Regions from separate parts of the Homo sapiens genome. Here region 2 is linked to region 1. A link is a loop called in an ENCODE intact Hi-C map of the cell type or tissue named here. Cell type or tissue: adrenal gland. All regions are shown on one strand.

Region 1 (8,000 bases):
AAGGCTAGGCTTTGTAGTTGGTATGCTGTGAGATCTGACTAGCAGGCATGACCAAAAATATCGTGACTTTACCTTTATGACCCCTCCTAGTTTAGCATCAGCTACTGCCAGCGGTTCATGGGCTTCTTTTACTATTTTCTTCAGAACTTTTTTCAGCTGCTTATTGATTTTGCCCTCCATCAGAGCTGTGAATGCTTTTCAAGAAAAAGAAAAACAAAAGCATTAACTCTCAAATTTTTAACTTTGAGACCTTGCCCTAGTTGACACTTAAAAAAATAAAATAGGCCTTTCAAAGGGCTTGAATTTAATGTTACTTCTGAAATGAAATGATATATGTTTTATAAGTTACATGTTTCACAATTTCATTTGATCTTCCCACCCTCATTTTTGCTACAGAGCCAGGGGTAAAATCAGGTCCAGGGTTTCTTTCCTTCTCACAAGAATCTTCTCATGAACTCAAGGGAGAATCATGAAATCTTAGAAACAATCTTTTTGGGAAGACAAAACAGACTCACTTTCCTTTGTCATTTCAAATAGACTGTCCTGAAATATCCTAAAATCACATCAAAACTAGTAAAAATGAGTGTAATCATTTTCAAAGTTCTGCCATAATATAAACATGTTTGAGTGAAGGCCTTAGCTTTGCTTGTATCTCCACTTGTACACCTCCAGCAATGTAAAACTTAGTAGCAAAGGCTGCCTATTCTATTTTGAGACCGCTGGTATTTCTGGCAAGTTCTAAATCAGCTGCTTTATATTTCTCACCCTTCCTTAGACCTATATTCCCTTTTTCTGGACCCACACGAACTAATACCTCTTCTGAAATTTATCTGACATTTGACTGAGGTAAAAGTATGCTTGGGTTACCCAGGCATGGTGGTGTGTACCACCAGCCTGGCCAACACGGCGAAACCCTGTCTCTACTAAAAATACAAAAATTAGCTGGGTGTGGTGGCATGTGCCTGTAGTCCAGCTACTGGGGAGGCTGAGCTGGGACAATCACCTGAGCCCAGGGAGTTCAAGGCTGCAGTGAGTCATGATCATGCCGCTGTACTCCAGCAGCCTGGTGACAGACCCTGTCTCAACAAAACAAAAACAAAAAACATAAAAAGTATGCTTGGGCTGCGCGTGGTGGCTCAAGTCTGTAATCCCAGCACTTTGGGAGGCTGAGGCTGGCAGATCACCTAAGGTCAGGAGTTCGAGAGACCAGCCTGGCTAACATGACGAAACACTCTACTAAAAATACAAAAATTAGCTGGCCCTGGTGGCTCACGCCTGTAATCCTAGCTACTCGGGAGGCTGAGGTAGGAGAATCGCTTGAACCCAGAGGTGGAGGTTAAAGTGATACCGTGACATTGCACTCCAGCCTAAGTGACAAGAGCAAAACTCCATCTAAAAAAAAAAAAAGAAAAAGAAAAAGAAAAGAAAAATGCTTGGCAGGAATGAAGGTCTATCAACAATTTCCAAGGTCAGGCAGTTTGTGCTTAATAAGTCAGGTCTTGCTCTTCCCTCCTGATCGTATATCCATTCGAATTATGATCAAATGGATAATCCCAGCACTTCAGGAGGCTGAGGTGAGCGGGTCACGAGGTCAGGAGATGCGACCATCCTAGGCAACATGGTGAAACCCCATCTCTGCTAAAAATACAAAAATTAGGTGAGCGTGGTGGCATGAGCCTGTAATCCCAGCTACTCAGGAGGCAGAGACTACAGTGAGCTGGGATCGCGCCCCTGTACTCCAGCCGAAGATCAGTATCAAAAAAAAAAAAAAAAAGACTTGCAAGTTGAAAACACAATCAAGAATAAAAATAAACCACTTCATGCAAATAGCATATATGAATGTCTGAGACCAATACAAATTCAACATCACACCCCAACAGACCCTATTTCTTTATTTAAAAAAAAAAAATGATGGCCAGGCACGGTGGCTCATGCTTGTAATCCCAGCACTTTGGGAGGCCAAGGCGGGTGGATCACCTGAGGTCAGGAGTTCCAGAGCAGCCTGGCCAACAGGCAAAACCCCGTCTCTACTAAAAAATACAAAAATTAGCTGGACATGGTGGTATCACCTGTAATCTCAGCTACTTTGGAGGCTGAACCCAGCCTCCTGGGAGAATTACTTGAACTCAGGAGGTGGAGACTGCAGTGAGCCGAGATCATGCCACTGCACTCCAGCCTGGGTGACAAAATGAAACTCCATCTCCAAAAAAAAAAAAATCTTTTTTGAGAGGGGGTCTTGCTATATTGCCCAGGCTGATCTTAAATTCCTGCCCATCTTAGCCCCTCAAAGTGTTGGGATTACAGGTGTTAGTCACTGTGCCTGGTCTCATCAAACTCTAAGGCTATGAGGTTTAAAATGTACACTGTGACATTTACAGCCATTTAGTTGTGGTTCTGTCATGTCAAAACTGCCTTATAATAGGCAGTGAGAACTGAATTCCCAGGGGAAGGATTCTGCTTTCTTAATTAGCTGATGTTCATTTAACTTTCTGGTGAAAACAGATAGGAAAAGGCATTGTAAATGTTTCTATGACAGCATTCCTGATAAAATTCACTATTTTCATTCATTTTCCCCAAAATATTTATTATAAACCTTCTATAGCTGTATACTTTGCTAGCGTCTAGGAATTTGACAGTACAGAACAGTCTCTGCCCTCATGGAGCTTAGACTGGGGGGAATTGACTTTAAATTCTCAACTACTATGGCATTTTGTCCATTTACTGTACACTACTTAATTTTATGTTATTTTCCAGAAGGAGTCTCGCTCTGTTGCCCAGGCTGGAGTGCAGTGGTGCAATCTTGGCTCAGTGCTATCTCTGCCTACCAGGTTCAAGTGTTTCTCCTGCCTCAGCCTCCCGAGTAGCTGGGACTAAGGTGTGTGCCACCACACCCGGCTAATTTTTGTAATTTCAGTAGAGACGAGGTTTCACCATGTTGGCCAGGCTGATCTTGAACTGACCTCAGGTGATCCGCCTGTCTTGGCCTCCCAAAGTGCTGGGATTCCTGGCATGAGCCACCGCACCCAGCCTTATTGTACATTATTTTAAATAATACAAAGAAGCTAGGTAAATGAATCTGGAAATACTGCTTAAATTTCAAGTTTTATCATCTGTAACATAGAGATGATGGTTATCTGCCTCACAGGATTCAAGAATTAAATAACAATTATGAAATCATAAGCATAAATCTGACAATCAGTATGTGCTCAATATATTAGGTATTAATAGTAAAAACCTGCTTGTTTGAGCAAAAGCTTGGCTTGTCCATTTAATACAGTTTAATAAGGACTGGCCAGATATATCCCAAGCAGATTAAAGATCGTATGCAAAAAGGAATTCAGAAGAGGCTACTTGAGATCAGGACTAGGAACTGTTCATATCCCAGTCTATGTCAACAACACCCCCTAGAGTTTGAATACAGCTAACACAATCTTGCTTGGAATCTTACCAAATGTTTACCCATACTTAAAAGCTGTGATGAACAGGCTATCTTTTTAAAAATTCTCCAAGTTAATATTACCACAGTTTTTTTTATGGCTGTATATAACTCTAATTACTGAAGAGTTGGTGAAGCAGCCCTAGAACTATGTTTATAAAACAAAGAAACTGGCCCTATGGGTCTTCCTTCAGCCTACCCCTCTGCCAAGGTTAGGGTGGTCTGTTATGTTCCAGCATGTTTAGTTGGATTCCAAATTTTCAGACAAAAACTGTACCTTTCTCCTGTGGTTATTTAACAAAATTTTTTGCATCTGTCATATTCTTGCCCAGCTTTAAGCCATATTCTTCCTCACGGTCCTTCATTTTCAAACTACACCGCCAAATAGTTGGCTGATTTGTGATAAAGAATTCAGGCAGTTGAAAATTTAATGATTTGGGCTTTATATCTGCTCTTCCTGTTTTCCCTAACACTTAAAAAAACAAAACTGTAAGACCTACTGCAGTCAATTACAGTAAATAAACCCGATCACTCTGTTGTCCCGTGATGAAATCTAGTTGAAGAGTATGAGTCATCCATTCTTCTGAATCTTTTAAAAATAACACCTCTGTCAGTTTCTGTATAACTCTGAATATTGATATGTTTTTTTGAACTAAAAATCTATACCCCCAGAAGAGCTTTTTAAATTATTTTTCAACTGTGAATCCTGGCTGTTCTCAGGATTACAACTCTACCCTTGGATTAAAATGAGGAGAGAGCTGTATACTTGACCACATTACCTTGGTCCCTTGTAGAACACCTTTTACTGAATTGTGCTTCAGCATTATGTTGCTGGTTTCCACAGGGAGATCAACTTAACCACTTCTCACCTCTCCTCACACATGGGGAAAACCAGCCCTATGGTGAAAAAAGCTAACTCAATGTTGTCTCAGTGGTAGTGACGAATGAGTCAGATCACTTAAATTCAGTTCCAATAAGAATGCATCATTGACAACATTGAATAAGGTTAACACAGGCAACTGAAGCAAACAACCTTTTAAACAAGAAAAACAAACGGCTAAGACTTAATTTTTTCAAAAAAGCAAGCTTCTAATTTTTTACTTTACCTGCTAATGCTTCTGCTGTATCCTGAAATTTCTCAAAATGTTTTAGCTTTACTCTAGAATTAAAAAAAAAAGAGATAAACATGTTATTGGGGGCAGTGCGTTGATTCAAAAGCCACATAACTTGGAAAGAAGTGCTTGACTGTTTCCAAAGCACACACCAATAAAACATGCCTACCATTGTGTATCAGGGTGTGAAGTTAGATATTCTTCATACAATTACTAGTTTTTCTAAATGTTAGGCTAGTAATGCTTGGATTATTAAAAGAAAGTTGTAGGCTTTGGAGGAAATTTTGGCCAAGAGTAAAGATGTTGAAGCTTTAATACAAACCCCTGTTGCATAAAGCTGTACAGAGATGACTTTATTATACAGCATAGAATTGACTCAAGAAAACGTACGTGAGTCCTTTTTAGGAATCTCATGATATTCATTTGTCTATCCTGTACAAATGCCATTAAAAAAAATAGCTTATTGTCAGGTCTCATTCTTGTTACATCCTAACCCTTTATGGTTTTTTGTTTTTTTTTTTGAGACAGAATCTCACTGTCACCCACGCTGGAGTGCAGTGGTGCGATCTCGGCTCACTGCAACCTCTGCCTCCCGGATTCAAGCAATTCTCCTGCCTCAGACTCCCAAGTAGCTGGGATTACAGGCATGTGCCTGTGCCACCATGCCTGGCTAGTTTTTGTTTTTTTTTTTTGAGACAGAGTCTCACTCTGTCGCCCAGGCTGGAGTGCAGTGGCGCAATCTCGGCTCACTGCAAACTCCACCTCCCAGGTTCATGCCATTCTCCTGCCTCATGCCATTCTCCTGCCTCAGCCTCCCAAGTAGCTGGGACTACAGGCACCCGCCACCACACCTGGCTAATTTTTTGTATTTTTCGTAGAGACGGGGTTTCACCGTGTTAGCCAGGATGGTCTCCATCTCCTGACCTCATCATCCGCCCGCCTTGGCCTCCCAAAGTGCTGGGATTACAGGCGTGAGCCACCGTGCCCAGCCCCCATGGCTGGCTAATTTTTTTGTATTTTTTAGTAGAGAAGAGGTTTCACCATATTGGCCAGGCTGGTCTCAAACTCCTGACCTTGTGATCCACCCACCTCGACCTCCCAAAGTGCTGGGATTACAAGCGTGAGCCACCGTGCCCGGCCCCCTTTATGTTTTTGAGACAGGGTCTCACTTCACTCTGTCACCCAGGCTGGAATGCAGTGGTGCAATCACAGCTCACTGCAGCCCTGACTTCCCGAGCTCAAAGGATCTTCCAGCCTCAGTCTCCCAAGCAGCTAGGACTATAGGTGTGCACCACCACACCCAGCTAATTTTTGTTTTTGGTAGAGATGGGGTTTTCCTATATTGCCCAGGCTGGTCTTGAACTCCTGGGCTCAACTGATCCGCCTGCCTTGGCCTCCCAAAATGCTGGGATTACAGGTGTGAGCCATCACGCCCAGCCTCAGGGTAGTATTTTATCCAGAAAGAAACATATAGTTGATTCATCGTTGTCTCAGTGGTAGTGACGAATATTGAGTCAGATCACTTAGATTCAGTTCCAAGAAGAATACATCATTGACAACAACGAATCAGATTAACCCAACAAAGCATATAACCCTTTAAGAAGGAAAACTAGTCTTCTAGTTGCCTAAAACAGTGTCATCTTTTTTTTTTTTTTTGGAGACAGGGTCTCACTCTGACACCCAGACTGGAGTGCAGTGGCGCAATCTCGGCTCACTGCAACTTCCGCCTCCCAGGCTCAAGGGATTTTCCTGCCTCAGCTTCCTCCCAGTAGCTGGGATTACAGGCATGTGCCACCACGCCCGGCTAATTTTGTGTTTTTAGGAGAGAGGGGGTTTCACCATGTTGGCCAGGCTGGTCTCGAGCTCCTGACCTCAAATGATCCACCCACCTTGGTATCCCAAAGTACTAGGATTACAGACATGAGCCACCACACCAGGCAACAGTGTCATCTTAAGCAAGGTTTTCTTATCTGGTAAGGGAACATACTAGTGTGGTCCCTTAAATATACATACAAATACGAAGATTTAGGCCAGGTGTGGTGGCTCACGCCTGTACTCCCAGCACTTTGTGAGGCCGAGGCAGGCGGATCGCCTGAGGTCAGGAGTTTGAGACCTGCCTGACCAACATGGCGAAACCCTGTCTCTACTAAAAATACAAAAATTAGCTGGGCATGGTGGTGGGCACCTGTAATCCCAACTACTTGGGGGACTGAGGCAGAAGAATAGCTTGAACCCAGGAGGCGGAGGTTGCAGTGAGCAGAGATTGCGCCATTGTACTCCAGCCTAGGTGACAGAACAAGACTCTGTCTCAAAAAACAAACAAAAAAACCAAAGATTTAACATCTACACTAAGAATGAATCTTCCATGAAATTGTGATGAAAGAAAAAGTAGTTCATGCTAGTTTTGATGTTGCAAAACTCAAAAAGCAGGTTACAACCCCTGTGTGCGGTAAGTGCTTAGTTAAGATAAAAAAGGTATTACATTTGTGTGTGGAAGACACGAAGACAAATGTGTTCCTACTGACAGCAATCACATTTGGTACTATCCGAGGTTTAAAGTATCCACAGGGTCTTCTGGAACATAATCCCTGTGGGTAAGGGGGAGACTACTGCCTTCAAATTAATTGAGATGGCCTATATTCCAAGTAAAACATTTGTAATAATTAGGTTCATACCAAAATTATTCCTGAAACAGATTTCAAAACAGAAAACTACGAATGTAACATTATATAAATCAGGGAAAAATGTAAAAAATAAAACAAGCCCTAAATGTTAACTGCTAAATTATTGATTTCAAGAGTACTTACATTTTGTTTGCTTTCTCTGGAGTTTCAAATTCTTTCCATAAACTATCAACCTCTTGAAGTTTCTTCTCATTTAGAACCTGTAATAAAATGTTTAAATAGTTTTATTTAAATGGTACAGGTGAGGCATATACAGCTGCATTCTTCAAATACAATTTTACATGTAAAATGAAGGTGTAGAAGCTATTTCTTTCACTAAGATAATGAACTAGTTTTCTTACCCTGCATGTAATTTTGGTCAAATTACTAGTTCGAATTGCCCATTTAACAGCTAAATGGAATTCAGATCTAGTCCAGTCAGCTGTAGTACAGTGGCTATTCAGTCTAGAATCTACCTGGCCTCAAGAGATATTCCTGCCCCAGCCTTGGGCCGTAGCTGGAGCTATGGGGTCCTAGGGGGTAGGGCAGGGAACCTTTCTTTTTATTTTTTTGAGATGGAGTCTCGCTCTGTAGCCCAGCCTGGAGTGCAGTGGAGCAATCCTGGCTCACTGCAACCTTCACCTCCTGGGTTTATGAGATTCTAGTGCCTCGGCCTCCTGAGTAGCTGGGATTACAGGTGTGCACCACTGCACCTGGCCGAGAACCTTTCTTTTAAAAGAGCCATTAATCCCTTTACAGTAAAGTATTGTAATCATTAAAAACTTTAAT
Region 2 (8,000 bases), 270 kb before region 1:
TAAAATGTTGAATTCTAGATCACAGAAGTCTATAGATTTTGTCCAAAAGAGAAAATGGAAAAACTAAAACTATGTGAAAAGAACTGGTAGTTTCTTCTGAAATGTACTATATATTTCTTAAAAAGACCAGAGGGCAAACATAAACTGAGGAAGAGTTGCCGCATTTTTTTTTTTTAAGATGGAATCTTACTCTGTTGCTCAGGCTGGAGTGCAGTGGTGCAATCTCGGCTCACTGCAATCTCCACCTCCCAGGTTCAAGTGATTCTCCTGCCTCAGCCTCCTGAGTAGCTGAGATTACAGGCACCTGCCACCATGTCCGGCTAATTTTTTGTATTTTTAGTAGAGACAGGGTTTCACCATGTTGGCCAGGCTGGTCTAAAACTCCTGATCTCAAGCAATCCACCCACCTCGGCCTCCCAAAGTGCTGGGATTATAGGCATGAGCTGCCGTGCCTGGCCTTTTTTTTTTTTTTTTTTTTGTGATGGATCTTGCTCTGTCGTCCAGGCTGGATTGCAGTGGCATGATCTCTGTTCACTGCAACCTCTGCCTCCCGGGCTCAAGCGATTCTCCTGCCTCAGCCTCCCAAGTTGCTGGGATTACAGGCATGCACAACCACACCCAGCTCATTTTTGTATTTTTAGTAGAGATGGGGTTTCACCATGTTGGCCAGGCTGGTCTCGAACTCCTGACGTCAAGTAATCCACATGCCCCAGCCTCCCAAAGTGCTGGGATTACAGGCGTGAGCCACCGTGCCTGGCTAAGTTGCCACCTTTTATGTGAAAATATATTAGGATAAAACCATTGATTACAAGAGGTTATACAAAACTAACACTAAGGAATAAAGAAAAGCCAGGCAAGTGATTTTAACAGGGGAGAGAAAAGAATTCAAGACAGACTAAGAAATGGAGTATAAACATTTGGAAAAGAGGCTGGGCTCATACCTATAATCCCAGCACTTTAGGAGTTCGAGGCTACAGTGAGCTATTATTGTCCCCCTGCACTATAGTATGGGTGACAAAAAACTGGAAAAGAATGGAAAACATGAAGAATGGTAGTACAGTTAAACAAATTATACCTGAAAATTTTATGTAGGAGGAAAAAAGCTACTTTAAAATAAACGTGGCCTATAATTTTTTATTTTACCAATTTAAAATATTTTAACATAAAACAAAAGCCTTAAACTGTGTGTGGGGGCCAGGCATGCTGACTCATGACTGTAATCCCGGCACTCTGGGAGGCCGAGGTGGGAGGATTGCTTGAGGCCAGGAGTTTAAGACTAGTCTTGGCAACTACCCTGTCTCTACAAAAACAAAACAAAACAAAACAAAACAAAACAAAACAAAACAAAACAAAACACCGGCTGGGCACGGTGGCTCATGTCTGTAATCCCAGCACTCCGGGAGTCTGAGGCAGGTGGATCATGAGGTCAGGAGTTCAAGACCAGCCTGACCAATATGGTGAAACCCCATCTCTACGAAAAACACAAAAACTAGTCAGGCATGGTGGCACGTGACTGTAGTCCCAGCTACTCGGGAGGCAGAGCCAGAAAAATCGCTTGAACCCAGGAGGCAGACGCCACAGTGAGCTGAGATTGCGCCACTGCACTCCAGCCTGAGTGACAGAGCGAGACTCTGTCTCAAAAAAACAAAAACAAAAACAAAAACAAAACCATGTGTATGTGATTGTTAAAGTAGTTCATTTTTACTGTAAATTCTGAAACATATAGGAAGAAAAAGTCATTTATGAACTCAATATTCAGAGATAACTATGGTTTAACATTTTCATGTATTTCCTTTAGACTATTTTCTATGCTTTCATTTTTATCAGGAAACTATTCTTCCCCCCTTTATTGACTAAACTATGCTTGAGTCCCTGGCAATTTATAAAATTAAAGCTAGTTTTTATATTCATTAATATTTGAAAGATTCTGAGTTTTACTACTAAAGGAATGTTTCTTAATCTCAATGCAACTATGAAAGCAAAAATGGCTTCTTTAGACATAGCTGCATTTCTCTCTTTTTATAAACTATGTACTTGCTACCTAACTCTAGTATTGGATTGTCACTGCAGAGAAGCAGTTTATTGACTGTAGCACATTAGATTTAAATGGATTCCCTGGAAGTGAACCAAGTATTATGAATTCCTTACTTGGCAACCTACTCTATACTGGAAGTAAAAAGTTTTCAGGTAAATATGCATATGATGCATATCTCATAATAATAGGGTTGCCGAGAGATATTTCAAAATAATAGATCCCATTTGCGCTGGTGAAATAAAACAATTTAAGGAAGATGAAGTTGTATTTTACTAGAATAAAATTTCACAGATTTTTCTTTTAGGGATACTCTATTGTGAGGCTGGCACCTCTAATTAATCCTAGTAAAGTATTCAGCCTCTCACTTGCTATCAGGGACCTCTCAAAAATCTGTCCCAGTTCCCATAGCAGGGACTGTAGTTTTGGAAGCAATCTTGGACGTATGTGCTTGACAATAGGCTCCTTAATTGCCACATACTTAAATATTTCAATCTGACTTGAAACAGAAGCCAAACTTGAAAGTAACCTAGTGACTAAGATAACCAATGAAGACAGTGCTCATTCTAAATCTGTATGGAAACTATAATGTGTCTCTACCCTGTCTCTGACATGACATCACCCCACTTAAATCAGGATCCAAAATGGAAATATTATTTTAGTCCTACCAAGACAATCTAAAATTGAAATGTGAAAATACATAGTAAAATAATTTAAGTTGCTTATTTTTTCACTTTTTGTCCTTTTATTATAGTCAAGAAAATTAATTTGTGTAAAGCATAAAAACAACACCTTCAGAATGAATCACTCTTATTACATTCTGGAAATAAGAACAGATTGCTATGGAAAAGGCAAACGAGTTTCTGGAAATATAATTATGATCGTGGAAGCTAAAACTTTAATGAATAGATAACTGATACAAGGGTAATAGTGAAAACTAAATGGGTCATTTGAAGATAAAGCTGAGTAAATCTTGAAAAATGTAGTAAGGGAGGCCAGGTGTGTGGGGAGGGGAGGGGGACGGGAGGAAGAAAAACATAGAGGGAGAAAAAATGGAAAATATAAGAAAAAAATGATTCTTAGAATGTCAGGTGGTACAATATTTGTCTAGTGGGAATTCCAGAAGGAAGAATTGAAAGGTAAGAAATAATTAAAAAAAAATACCAGGCCAGGCATGATGGCTCATGCTTATGATCTCAGTACTTTGAGAAGCTGAGGTAGGAGGACTGCTTGAATTCAGGAGTTTGAGACCAGCCTGGGAAACAAAGCGAGACCCTGTCTCTACCAAAAATTTAAAAAGCCAGGCAAAGTGGTATGCACCTGAAGTCTCAGCTACTCAGGAAGATGAAGAAGGAGAATAGCTTAAGCAGAGGAGTTCAAAGCTGCAGTGAGCCATGATCACACCACTATACTCCAGCCAGAATGACAGAGCAAGATCCTGTCTCAAAAAAAAAAAAAAAAAAAAAGAAAGAAAAAGAAAAAAGAAAATTCCTCTGAATTTAAGAAACTTTTGAATTTTCAAACTGAAAACCTACCCAGTGCCAAGCAAAATGTGTGTAAAGATCCATGCCTACAAACATCAAGGTGAAATTTCACAATTCTAGTGATAAAGTCTTAAAAGCTTATAGAGAAAAAAAATTAAGAGGATAAAACAAAAACATAACGAAACAAAAAGCAATGAAACGATTCAGGATGGCACTGAAATTCTCATTAGACTGGAGACTAGGGCCTAGAGCACATGGAGATTGTAGGCTAGAGAATGATGGAGTAGTAGTTTCAAAGTTGTGAAGAAAATAATTATGATATTGAAACTATTATCCAGCCAGATTATTACTCGAGTGTGAGGGCAAGATAAAAACATTTTTAAACATGCAAGGATTCATAATGTTTACCACCATACACATACTAATACACATTACTTAAGGAGGAACTTCATCAAAAAAACAATCGTTTACAAGAAAGAGAATGACATGAGATTTTTAATGCGCTTCTGAGTATAGCCTAAAAACAAGACAAAGAAAGATGACAAGAAACCAAAAAGAAATCATTTGATGATGACTTTTCAAATTTTTTTTTGTTTTTTTTTGAGATGGGGTCTCACTCTGTCACCCAGGCTGGAGTGCAGTGGCACGATCTCGCCTCGCTGCAACCTCCACCTCTGGGGTTCAAGCAATTCTCCTACCTCAGCCTCCTGGGCAGCTGAGACTTGATGACATTTTTTTTTAAAGAGACAGGGTCTTACTCAGGCTGGAGGGCAGTGGTGTGATCATAGCTCACTGCAGCCTCAAACCCTTGGGCTCAAGTGATGGATGATAACTTGAAACATTCTCCCCAAAGCGCAGGGGAGATTTTAGTAACTAATGTAGAATTTTTATTTCCTATAAATCCAAGCACAATACTTTGTTGTGCAGTGAATGCTTACATAATCATAATACCAAAAATTTCTCGTTATTGTATTTAAATATTAGATGAATTTACAGACAAAACATAAATCATTTAATAATAGAATATTACAAACTGGGAGAAAGTAAACGAGAGATAACTTAAGAATAGATAGAGTATTTGAAGTTATAATGGTAATCTTTGGAAGAGAAAAAACCCAAAAGATTGCTAAAGGGAGTTACTTACGGAGAGTGATAGTAGGGAGAGGTAGTTTTTTCCTTTTTAATACAATAATTATCATATATCATCCAATAGAATCATTATATGATTTTATCAATAGAATACTGACCAAATGGAGAGAAATAGATACATCTAGAGGTACTGACATTAAAAAAATGTGTTTAAGTAAAAAAATAAACTTCAGAAATGATAGTAGATAATTAGATTATCCTATTTATACTAAAAGATTATATGAGTGTATATTTGTTAATTTGTAAGATGTTTTCAGTGTTGTAACAACAACTTACTCAAATGGCAGGGGACTTGAGATATTTCATTGTTGTGAATTTTACATATATATAAATATATGTATATAAATATATATGTATATAAATATATATATAAATATATATGTATATAAATATATATATATATGCTTTTTTTTTTTTTGAGACAGAGTCTCGCTCTGTCACCCAGGCTGGAGTGCAGTGGTGTGATCTCGGCTCATTGCAATCTCTGCCTCCCAGGTTCAAGCAATTCTCCTGCCTCAGCCTCCCAACTAGCTGGGACTACAGACACACGCCACCACGCCCGGCTAATTTTTTGTATTTTAGTAGAGGTGGGGTTTCACCATGTTGCCCAGGCTGGTCGCGAACTCCTGAGCTCAGGCAATCTGCCCGCCTCGGCCTCCCAAAGTGCTGGGATTACAGGTGTGAGCCACCGCACCCAGCCGAATTATATTTTTAATAATTAGCAGAATTCATAGGCTGCGCCTTGGTTTTTTTCAGGTCTAGCCTAAATTTTCATTAGCCATTGGTTATGTAAGCCTGCACTACTTAACAGTTTTGGTACTATTCTCAAGAGAGTAAGATAGAATTTCAATAATATTTAAAATATTAATATGTTAATTTATCCAGCTGTTACCTAATCTGGCAAACTTATGACACATTAGTTATTCTCTCTAAATAGTATTTTAAGCTTGGAAAAAAACAAAATGGAACTAAAACTGACTTTTTTTCATATTGAAAAATTTGAAAACATCATAAAAATCAAGTTTGATTTGTGGCATTAGGCAACTCCAAAAACTATTAACGTTATTAACAGTCTATTTTTGTTTCAAACAACATTAAAACATATTCAGTCATAAGTCCTCTCTTTAATAACTTAGTTTTTTCTTACCAGGCTATTTTCTTTCCAGGCTTCTGGGAACTTGGGTCTCTGTTTTTCCCTAGACACGAGAACCTGCATATCCTCAAAAGTGGGATGGTTTCCAACCTCTGTCTGAAAAGCCATCTGGTACTCTGGTACGGATTCCCCTGTGGATTTGTAGAAAAGAATGACAGAATAAAATTTCTAACTATCATAAATGATAGAATAACAGGGGTATTTCTGATACCAAGTAAGCAAAAAAAATTGTGTCACAATCTTTTTATTTTTTCATCCCCTTCAGGCACATTTGGAAATCCTAAAGAGACCTTGCTGTAGGTTTAATGATTTTTTTTTCTTTTTTTTTTTTTAGACGGAGTCTTACTCTGTTGCCCAGGCTGGAGTGCAGTGGCATGATCTCGGCTCACTGCAACCTCTGCCTCCCGGGTTCAAGTGATTCTCTCGCCTCAGCCTCCCGAGTAGCTTGGATTACAGGCGCACACCACCACGTCCAGCTAATTTTCATATTTTAGTAGAGATAGGGTTTCACCATGTTGGCCAGGCTGGTCTTGAACTCCTGACCTCAGGTGATCCACCAGCCTCGGCCTCCTAAAGTGCTGGGATTACAGGCGTGAGCCACCATGCCCAGTCTAATGCATTATTAATGAATGTTTTGCTTAGAATAGTCTCAAATATTTGTTGATAAGTCAAATGGTAGTTTCAATGATGGATAGGTATTTTTAAATGGTTTCTGGTATTACTAAATTCAGGGAAAAAAGACTATTATGTTTATAAGGCATACTTAATACTTGAAAACATGCCTGAACACTGATCCCATGGAGGCGGGTAAAGATGAGGAAAAACTCCAGGACCTAGTACAACAAATATGCCTACAGAACCAAATGTAAGTGGGTGGGTTGAACAGTCACTATGTCTCATTACATCATTGGTTCTATTATAGTCCAGCCAGACTGTATCAAATGTTACAAAAATATTTATGATAATGGTCATTTGAAAGAAAAATCAATATACTTTAAAAAAATTTTTTTTCAAAGAAACGCTCTCACTTTGTTGCCCAGGATGGAGTACGGTGGCATTATCATAGCTCACTGTAACTTGAACTCCTGCACTCAAGTGGCCTCCCTAATAGCTAAGACTACAAGAGTGTGGCACCATGCCCAGCTAATTTTTAAAAATATTTTTGTAGAGATAAGGTCTTGCCGTGTTGCCCAGGCTGGTCTCATACTTCTGCCCTCAAATGATTTTCCTGCCTCAGCCTCCCAAGGTGCTGAGATTACAGGTGTGAACCACTGTGCCCAGCTCTAAAAATTCCTTTTAACTAACAGGTAGTATTTAGATCATGGACTTAAATATTATTAACTATTTTATCACTATTTAATAACCCTATTCATTGCCAATAAGCACAATCAACTCTGATGTTAGGCTTTTGATTTTTACAAAATATGATAATAAAATTAAGTTTATGTATATAATATATTGAACCACATAGAAGACCCCTGGGACCAACACTCAATGATCTAGTAGAAACCATGGCAAAGAACACAGAGACTGTTCCTGTCTCTTTACCCGTCCTCCCACCCTATTAAAATGACAAGATAAATTAGAAGGAAGAACGCCAAGACAGAGGATAAGGCATTTAGGTTCTAATCTTCACTTCATCTTGACCTTGGAAAAGTCATTTAACTATTCTGTGTTTCAGACTTCCTGTAAGCAAAATGGCAATGTCTGCAGCCTTCCTTATATCACTTACATGGAGATAATACAAAGTTATAATGACCCAGATGGAAACCACATTACAAATAAGTTTATGTTTCATTTAAGTTTTGTTTCTATTTGAATACTCAAAACAACTAATAAATACTTGCCCTCCACCAATATTAAAAAAGATTTACAAAGATTAATTCTATTATCTGTGCAGCATCGCCCAAGTTTGTTGTAATACTGCCTTATGTATAAATACAAGTGAGTTTCACATACTGTAAACATTTAAGCAGATACTTAGTGTTGATCAATAACATCAACATTGAACTTGAGAGATAAAATTAAAGGATTTAATAATCATGGCAGTTAGTATATCACTTTCTTCCTTGAAACCCCATGTGATAAAACCTTATCCTATACCATCTGTGAATTGCAAGGTATTTACTAATGTATCTGATCTGTCTCTGAGACATACACACAACACATACACATACCTTCC

The links. Hi-C counts contacts between places; a loop is a spot of excess contacts. Peaks named below come from ENCODE experiments on the same cell type or tissue, not always from the same donor. Only the 100,000 strongest peaks of a DNase experiment are listed, where the experiment ranks them.
Region 2: it touches region 1 in a loop (3-fold over the local background); 6 of 110 quality-filtered maps call a loop at or near these places.

Annotation. Positions count from the first base shown.
Region 1 is chr2:202,274,545-202,282,544 of GRCh38, reverse strand. It overlaps NOP58 (NOP58 ribonucleoprotein), which reads right to left. Exons shown (of 15, transcript NM_015934.5): 2 at 7,356-7,432; 3 at 4,543-4,595; 4 at 73-194. SNORD70 (small nucleolar RNA, C/D box 70) reads right to left here and starts at 6,114; the gene lies at 6,027-6,114. SNORD70B (small nucleolar RNA, C/D box 70B) reads right to left here and starts at 4,432; the gene lies at 4,358-4,432. In adrenal gland, a CTCF peak has its summit at 3,427; no DNase peak of the experiment used is centred here; H3K27ac peaks cover 3,442 bases.
Region 2 is chr2:202,540,260-202,548,259 of GRCh38, reverse strand. BMPR2 (bone morphogenetic protein receptor type 2) reads right to left here. Exons shown (of 13, transcript NM_001204.7): 10 at 5,813-5,949. Among named protein-coding and RNA genes, the nearest start is that of FAM117B, 91 kb to the left of the region's middle. RefSeq lists a silencer at 2,510-2,579. In adrenal gland, no CTCF peak of the experiment used is centred here; no DNase peak of the experiment used is centred here.